Regions from separate parts of the Homo sapiens genome. Here region 2 is linked to region 1. The links are chromatin contacts, found by Hi-C or POLR2A ChIA-PET in ENCODE. All regions are on one chromosome and are shown on one strand. Each heading gives the region's core, a stretch centred on a gene start or an enhancer-like site at or near the end of the contact. The rest is flanking DNA. Distances are from core to core; before and after follow the strand shown.

Region 1 (4,377 bases), core at 1,087-3,586:
TTTTACAAATGAGCCAAGGGACAGTCAGGAACATGCCTGTGGTTGTACAGTGATTAAGTTCCCACACGGTGCAGCAGGGATGGAAACTTGGCAACCTGGCTCCAGAAGGCATGCTCTTCAGAAACATCTGCACTCTAGACTTTTTAAAACAGAACTTCTAAACTTGCAGGAATCAACAACTCAGAACCTACTATCTTTCTGTAAAATTTTACACTGGATACTTTATCACTGTACCGCAATCTCATCTCAATAAATTGCTGTACAAAAAAACAAACCTATCTATCATTTGGTATTTCTAAAAATGAACGCAAAAAAAAACTGGACTATTATGATATATATACGATATACACATATTGAATTCACTGCTTTCTGTGCACCCCCTGCTCTGGTGGAAGCGTTCCATCCATTGCTAACATCATAATTGGTTGCTGCAGGAATGACTGTGATTTTCAGGAGGAATATTATTCATATAAAGAATACAAGAAGCAGAACCTTTAAAAAACAAGGGTCTTGATTTCTGTCTTCTTCTTCTTCTTCTTCTTCTTCTTCTTCTTCTTATTTTTTGTATTTTTAGTACAGACAGGGTTTCACCATGTTGGCCAGGATGGTCTTGAACTCCTGACCTCAGGTGATCCACCGGCCTCGGCCTCCCAAAGGGCTGGGATTACAGGCTTGAGCCACCGTGCCCGATAAGGGTCTTGTTTTCATATAAATGTCCTTGTTAATAAAAAAGAAAGGCTGCCAAAATAAAAAATTGTTTCTAAGGTGGCATCTTAAAAGACAGCTGTATGTACCACAGCCTCTTTCTAAGAAAAGACCTAACCTCACAAATAAGTTTACCTGGTTAAAACAACTTGAACCAATCAGTTTATTTGTTCCTTCTCTGCCAGGATATTTTTAGATGACTATCTGATAAGCACTTCAAACTCCCTAAGAAGCTTATCCAAGGCCCTGCCATTCAACCCCGAACTGGCTTTTGAAAAATACTTTCATGCTACAGTTCTTATAAATGGCTAAGTGGTGGTTACTGGCAATTCACCTTGCAAATGATGAAAACCCCATATGAAAGCATAAACAAGTGAAACATACTGTTGGGCAAAGTGAAAAACCCACTAATCTAATTTGCAGGTTTGGGTGTATGTCATCACACAAGTAATATTACATCAGGTATTTAACAAAACTTAAACATTTTTCAACATAAGACATTTAAACAGAATTCTTTTAAAAATTTCTAGTAAAACCACCCTTACAGAAACCAAATTAGCTAAATTTCCAAAATTTTACTTTTTATTCTTACAAACATTTCCATTTCCATTGTATTTCTGGTAACTGTACAATTTTACATTGTACAATTTACCAGTTAGAGCATCTCTAGTTGTTTCAAAGGGCTCATAGACTTACAGAAACTGAATTATACAGTAGAGAAAGACGATCAAGGGTAAGCTGTTTCCTTTTCCTCTTTAGGGGAAGATAATATGCTAACTATGATTAAAGTAACATCTAGTAGTGGACAGAAAGATCAAGAAGGAAGATGTGGCACCAAAAATGAGCGAGAAAAATGGGAGAATCCCTGCATAGTTATTTCAAATCAGTGTTGAAACATGCCAGAGTATTAGCATGAGTTATTTCATTACAAAATACATAGACTAGATCTCTCGCTCTCTCTCAATATTTTCAGCCATTTGTGGTATAATTGGAAGAGTGAAGAAACACAAGCACTACTGAAATAAAAATGCAAAATAATATGTTTTTATTTTTGAAAGTGAAATCCTTTTATAATTTAAGTAAACTGGAATAAAGTAGTGAAATCAAGATGTTTTCCTGAATTAGAAAATTAAGTATCTTAAATCTTCAGTTTGACTCATATGTAACAGAAAAATAAATACTTAAACGGAATGATTCAAACCATTTCTTAAACTTTAATTTCAAACTATACTGAAAAAAATAACTTATTTATAAAGCTATGTTCACAATTTTAGTAATGCAAAATAAAAACTGCTTATATGGAAGGAATTAAGCTCAGCCAATTTCTGTGGCTTTGGGGATGAAGTATTTGCTAAGTCTAAGCTAACATGTGTAAAGATGACTTTTGAGCGGATTTTCATGTTAGGTGAAATCACAGTCAAATCCTTCACAAAGAAATGTGGACAAAGCTTTAAGACCAAGTAAAGATGCTATTTTAAAAAGGACAGGGATCCACATTTTCTTCAGTATGTTTCTACCCCCTAATGGCTATGTCTGCCTATCCTGTTTACTTTTGCATTTAATGAATGTCAATTTGGCCAAGAGTATAGAAGGAAAAATCAGGGTTTACTCACCACAAGGAGTCCCTGTGCCACCACATTCCATTCTATAAAGGAAGTGAAAGTGCTCCTCCCTTCGGTCTGATTTACGAGAGAGAAAGAAAGAGAGAAGATTGTAATGTTGCTACGCTACTTAGAGCTCCATGGTGAGGAAACGGGACAATAAAACCTGGTGTTACGAAGACTTTCTAATAACAAATATATTGCTCTCAACAAATAAGCCACATAGATCAGCCCTGGTAAAAGGAAGTAAAAGGCATATTTGTTTCCCCAGAGAAAGTTACCAAGAGCTCTCCCTACTTGTGCTACAGTGGTGGCATCAATCACTTAGGCCAAAATCAAGGCTTAATTTTGTCTAAAAAGAGAAAAATCTATTATAACATATAGGTGAGGTTAATCTTGGGCAGAACTATTTCGAAAGAGGTAAGGCATACGAAGGAAACTCAAAAGGTTAGGAAACTCTCAAGCATCTGAAATTCATAATTCTGGGAGACAAGAGCTCTCCCATGGGATAAACTCTCAAAAGAAAATGATACTATTGCCTCTTCAACCAAGAAAAATAAAAGCCTGTGAAGCCTCATGTGAGAGTTATGCCTAAAGCCGGGCCAGGGGACAGAACATTTGCTCACACATATTTTAGTTGCTCTAATAGTAAAAAACAAAAACCAAAAAACACTCCGGCATTTATTACTTAAGCCTGTTCAACTCATGTATCACTTTCTAAAATGTTTCAGTAAAGTTTTTTCAACAATAACTCAATTCTTGGTACCAGGCTATATCATTTTTCTCTACAATCTTCTTTAACTTTTAACTTACGTGACTGAGAATTCTAAAGCACAAAACGAAGTCACAAATTTCAGGAGAATAGAGGGCTGACAAAAATGCCAGGTAAATCAAATGTACATAATTAGCTATTTTTCATTCAATTCTACAAGCAAATTTGGAAAAAGGATGTTTCGTACCTCTAACATAATATAGAGCAGTCTGCTTTTCTGAAAAACAAAAAATTCTATCATTCTTCCAAGGAATAGACACTTCATATAATAAATCAAAACTTAGTTCTGTTTTATATGTCATGAATCATTAAAAAGATTATCCTCGTTCAAGAAGTTTCTCAAATGATTTCTAAAATGACACTACTCTTATCTGGGAAAGAGGGAAGATATACATAAGTGAATCTGCTTTTAAAGAATTTAGATGCATTTTCTAATTTTTTTTTTAAGTCTACAACAAAATATTTGTGGGCAAAGATTTTTCAAGGTTGTTAATTCATCAGAAACTATTTCAGTGAAGTATTCTTGAGATCACTGAGGACAGACATTAACTTTTAGGGAGGGAGTGCATCCTTGGCAAACACCACACACAAATATGACTGCAGATAATTACCCTGCCAACATCTCATAATGAACAGTACTTAAACAACAGGGTCAAAGCCAGCAAAACACCCTGCTGGATGAGCCATCATGATGAAGGCTGGGTTTACTTAAGGCACTGTAGAACCACCCTTGTCCTCAGCCTTAGTGAAGGGACAGGGTCTTTATTTTACTTAAGTCAAAAACCATGGCAAGTTTGCAGAAGAACTAGAAATAGGTTCAAATATTAAGTTATGAAGCAGAGAACACGGGGGTCTATGTGCTTTAAAAAGCTTCTCACAAATGCTGTACAAGATGTAAATCTGCAAACAGATGAGGTGAGAACACTGATCTCAAATATAAAAAGAAGGCAATAATTTACATTATTGATGTGATACTGAACCAAACAGTTCTAGAGTCTGCAAAGAGTTACTGTTTTCACGTCAGCATTGTGATTAATTTGACAAATGGACTGTTTCCTCCCTTTTGTGAAAACAATTTCAAAGAACAAAGAGACTAGGAAGACAGTAAGTTTTTACAGAAAGAAGATTGAAATACAGGAGAGTGAAAAAAAAAAATTATTTAAAAAATTGCAATCAACTTCTTTGCCAGTCTATTTCACTTCTTCTTATTTCTTTGAAAAAAATAAAGTCAGACTGAAGGAAAGAGCACTTTTTGCTTGCTGAAAAGGATGGAACATGACATCACTACAGGCAAGACAA
Region 2 (4,377 bases), core at 1,118-3,617, 110 kb before region 1:
CAAAGTATCTTGACCCTTAACAAATCTCAGAAATAGCTCTTTGCTCCCTGAAAAACCTATTTCCTTTATATTTTAAACAGTACCAACTTGGTTTAAAGTTTTCAGCTTGTCCTCTGATGCATTTGTTCACCTCATTGTACTAAAACACAAAGAAACTGTCTCGTATAAAAATCAGAAGGAAGTTTAGAAATCAGAAAGAAGTTTAGAAAAGTTTAGAAATCAGAAGGAAGTTTAGAAAAAAATTATGGAACACATGAAAAAAAAAACAAGAATAAACTAAAGGGCACTGCTGAATAGACAGACAACAGCAACAGTAAGGGGGCTCTGGTCCCCCTTACTAACTCTGCCAAGATGACAGTTGTTTGAATTCTCCAACCCTTCTTCTGCTCCTCTGTCAAAGGAGGATTTCGCATAGGGTTCGCAGGCTAGCGATCTAATAGGTAAAGCACCTGGCACGCAGCTGGAAGGCTATCTGGGGTCTGTCTGCTTCTGCTAGCATCAATACTCTGAGCTCAACTCCACCGGGGCTCCTAGGATAACCGGGACAGAAAGGACGGTGAGAAAAGAAAAATGAGTAACATCACACAAGTTGAATCATATGAGGTTGACGATATTCACATCTTCCATCCAAAAAACCGACAATTTCTTATGATTCAACCCAACATATCGCAGCGGTTGTTCGTGTCGCATGAGTCTCGGGGGGCACTCAAGAACTACGATCGTGCACTTGCTTTCTTAACAAAGAACAGCTGCCGCCCTCAGGAACTCCAGCAAACCTTTCTCCAGAAAGGTCAGTCGCCTTAGCGGGCTCCAGGAGCAACCTGTTGCAGAATGAAGCCTGGGGCGCCGGCTTCCCCGCCCTTTACCTCCAAACCACCTCCAGGCCAAGCCCCCTCCAGGCCTAGCTCCCTTCTGGGCGGAAGCCTCTCGCGAGCTGCGGGACACAAAAGAATGAGCGGCGGGGCGGGCGCGGGAAGCCAAGAGACTCCAGGAATTCGCAGCCGCGCAGGGGAGGGGGTTGCCGGAGTAACTTGGCTGCTCTGAGCGCGTCGGCGCCAGTTCCCCGCCGCGGCCCCTGTTGGGCACCGATCGGGGGCGATCTTGCCAGAGAGAAGGGGTTCTGGAGCTAGTTCCTCCCTCCGATCCGACTCCCTGCCCCTCCAGACACGGGCTTTCGGGGAAACTGATCCCGAGCCTCTGACTTTCTACAGCCGTGAAGCTCCTGGTCTGTCCACGCTCCTCTTTGTTGTCCGGTCGGCGTGTTCTGGCAGGGTGCGCCTTGAGCACCCCAGTTCTCCATCTAGCGATAGCCGCGGGTCCCCGCGCATGCAAGCAGAAGGGCCGTGGAGCGAGAGGCTGGGAAGGTGCTTCAAGCCAGGGGTGCATGCTTTCTCCCACGGACGCGGGGAGATGGCCTCGCTTTGTACCCCCATATCCCTACTCCCGCTGTGGTCGGCTGCACAGTGTTGGCCCATTTCCGCACTCAGCCAGGGAAGCTCAGCGCCTCACGTCCCCGGGGCCATCCCTAGAGTTTCCTTTACCGCAGACTCGTTCCCAAGACCCTGGCGAGTCTCACCTCGGTCACCGTTCTCCCCGAGAGCGAGTCCGAAGTCTCTGGGGCCCCGGTCCAGTTCGCACACTCACCTCCGACTCCCGCTCCGGAACCACGGCCGCCGGCTACCCCCACCCCCGCCCCCATCCCCAGTGGATGGAAAGAAGACCCAAGCGGGGCGTCGCGGGCCACCACTCAGACTAAAAAGTTTGGGTTGGACGGGCACCGGCACCACCACGCTCTCCCCGCAGTTCCTCTGGCCCCCAGCCGCTGTCCGGGCCCGCACCACCTGCTGAGGGGCCAGGGAGGCGGCGCAGATGGCTAGGGTAAGGGGGGCGCAGAGCGAACCCGTCCACTCCTCACTGTACACCCCCAGTACAGTGGAAGGAGTGCGCTCAGCCCCGCGCCTGGTCAGCAGATGCCTCTCTCGCTCCGGGATGAGGACCCAGCTACTCACCGTGCACCCGGCTCCCGCTCCTGCTCCCGCCCTAGTCACCGCTGCCGCCGCCCTTCCCTTAGCTCGCCAGACCCTGGCTCGTGAATTATTTATGACCCGGCTTCTGGGACCACCGCGACGGCTTTCGGAGAGCCCGCCTCCCACTGCCGGCCGCGGAGGGGCTCAGGCGGCGCTGCGGCCGGACCCTCGGACGTGGCGGGAGGCAGGAGAAAGGCCCGGGTGCCCGGGGGGACCCGTTGCGGCTTCCTCTGTCCCGGACGGGGACCTAGGTATGGGGCCGCCGTAATGGAAAGGATTCCTTAAACATACTCACCGCGGCGGGAGAGCTGAGAGCATGGCCAGGTGCCGCGTGGGGATCTGCCTCAGTCACTTAAAGATCGCGAAACCCGAGCCCTGGACGCACTCTGATTGGACCGGCTGAGCTGCTTCGCCACGTAGCCCTGGGGCGCCCACCAGCACCTGGACAGCATCCATTTCCTGTAGAGGTGCCTGCTCAACCCCCTGCACTCCCTTCTTGCAACGCTTGCGCCTCTTTTCCCCCCGCAGAGTCCCTTACTTAGAATGCAGCTACCCTCCTAAAAACTCTCCTGTCTCATCCCGGCCGCATTAGACCCTTCTGTTGCCTAATCCCAATGCAATTTAAAACAAAACAAAACAAAACAAAACAAAACAAAAAACAAAAAAACAATCATTTGGATCCTTAGTGTGCAGCAGTACCAATGCTAGTGGCTGAAGCGGTTGAAAAACAGCATAAAGCCATATTCGCTCCCATGTGTACACACAGGCATCTGCTATAACGTGAAGCCACTGCAACTTCTTTTCTCACTGCCTATTGGTCTTCCCGCTCTGTGAGTTACAACTCAACCTCGGAGTCTTCACCTTGCTACTTAGCTGAGTGGTGGAAACCTGTCAGAAGTAATCACTCGGTGTCTAAGTGTCCTCACCAATTTGCACTTCACTCTTATTCACCACTTCTTATCTTGAATTGAGAATACTGTACTCTCCGGCAGGCAAAAAAAAGACTTAGGGAAGAAATGCACCTTCAGGATGGTGTCTAGCATACAGCAGGTGTTTAATACATGTTTGTGATATGGATAGACAGATGAAAGGATGGATGCACAAGCTACAAATGAATGATAGACAGGAACATTAAGTCAGTACCTTTTTCTTTTTACCCCAGAATCTAACATAAAACAGGTACTGGAAAATAAGCATTTTTTGTTTTTAATAGTTAGATTGATCTTGAGTGTGTATATTTCTAGACAAGAAATGTTAGTTCAGAAAACTTCCAAAAAGTACAGTAGGACATGGCAAGGTTAGATGGTTTGGCTCTGTGTCCCCATCCAAATCTCATATTGAATTATAATTCACTGGGAGAGGGACCTAGTGGGAGGTGATTGGATTATGAGGGCGGATTTCTCCCTTGCTGTTCTCATGATAGTGAGTGAGTTCTCAGGATATCTGATGATTTAAAAGTGTGTGGCACTTCCCCTTTGCTCGCTCTGTCTCTCCTTCTGCCATGTGAAGATGTGCTTGCTTTCCCTTCTTCCACCATAATTGTAAGTTTCCTGAAGCCTCTCTGGCCATGCCTACGGTACAGCCTCTGAAACCCAGTCTCAGGTAGTTCTTTATAGCAATGTGAGATCAAACTAATATGGGTGGAAAACAAATCTCTTCTAATCAGGGCAGATTTCCCCTCTGCAGCCCCTGCAGGTCAGAAGTTTCTGGTTGAACATCTGCTGGGGTCCCATAAACCTTCTCCTAGATAGCACTTTTAGGCTGGAGCTAGCAAAAGAGGTGATTTCTCAAAGGAGTGGGTCCTGATCTCCGTCAAAGTTTGGTCCCGCCTCTTTTAATCGCTGTGACTTTGGCTGCTTAATATTTCTCTGAGCCTCAGTTTCCTGGTCTGCAAAATGAAGACAATTATAACTCACAGGGCTCATTTTCATTCCTAATAATATCAACAACAATAGTATCAGTAGAAAGGGGTGAAGCAAGATGGTCAAATAGAAGGTTTGACCACCCACCCCCCACCCCGGCTAGGAACACAATTTAACTGCTATCTACACACACAAAAAGCACCTTTATAAGAACCAAAAATCAGGTGAGTAACCACAATACCTGGTTTTAATTTCATATTACTGAAAGAGGCACTGAAGAAGCCAGGAAAGACAGTTTTGATTTGCCAATGCCGCCAGTCCTCCATCCCCCAGCAGCAGCAGCCTTGTGGCTTGGGAAAGGGAGAGTGCAGTGATTGGGAGACTTTGAATTGAACTCAGTACTGCTCTGTCATAGCAGAAAGCAAAACTAGGCTGAACTCAGCCAATTTCCCTCAGAGGAAATAGCCCATACCAGTGGTGAAAACTTG

Evidence for each region. A loop is a pair of places that touch in the nucleus more often than their neighbours do. ChIA-PET counts read pairs that join two places held with the same protein, here RNA polymerase II (POLR2A). Pooled maps may share reads with other maps.
Region 2: a map of endothelial cell of umbilical vein shows a loop between it and region 1 (3-fold over the local background). The contact joins the promoter of PROM1 here to the enhancer-like site in region 1. A Hi-C loop is called at or near these places in 8 of 168 maps with a recorded cell type or tissue (A673, Caco-2, Calu3 and 5 more), 1 of 37 single-sample maps with no recorded cell type and 19 of 50 pooled maps. POLR2A ChIA-PET finds 5 or more read pairs at or near these places in 6 of 52 experiments (H1, WTC11, activated CD4-positive, alpha-beta T cell and 2 more).

What each region holds. Positions count from the first base shown.
Region 1 is chr4:16,194,340-16,198,716 of GRCh38, forward strand. All of the region lies in intron 3 of TAPT1 (transmembrane anterior posterior transformation 1), which reads right to left. Among named protein-coding and RNA genes, the nearest start is that of TAPT1, 30 kb to the right of the region's middle. Within about 2 kb of position 2,337, at least 5 of the 41 ENCODE cell types and tissues checked have a DNase peak (open chromatin) inside an H3K27ac peak, as active enhancers do; they include endothelial cell of umbilical vein, where a contact is called at or near this core.
Region 2 is chr4:16,081,656-16,086,032 of GRCh38, forward strand. PROM1 (prominin 1) reads right to left here and starts at 2,368. Exons shown (of 28, transcript NM_006017.3): 1 at 2,323-2,368.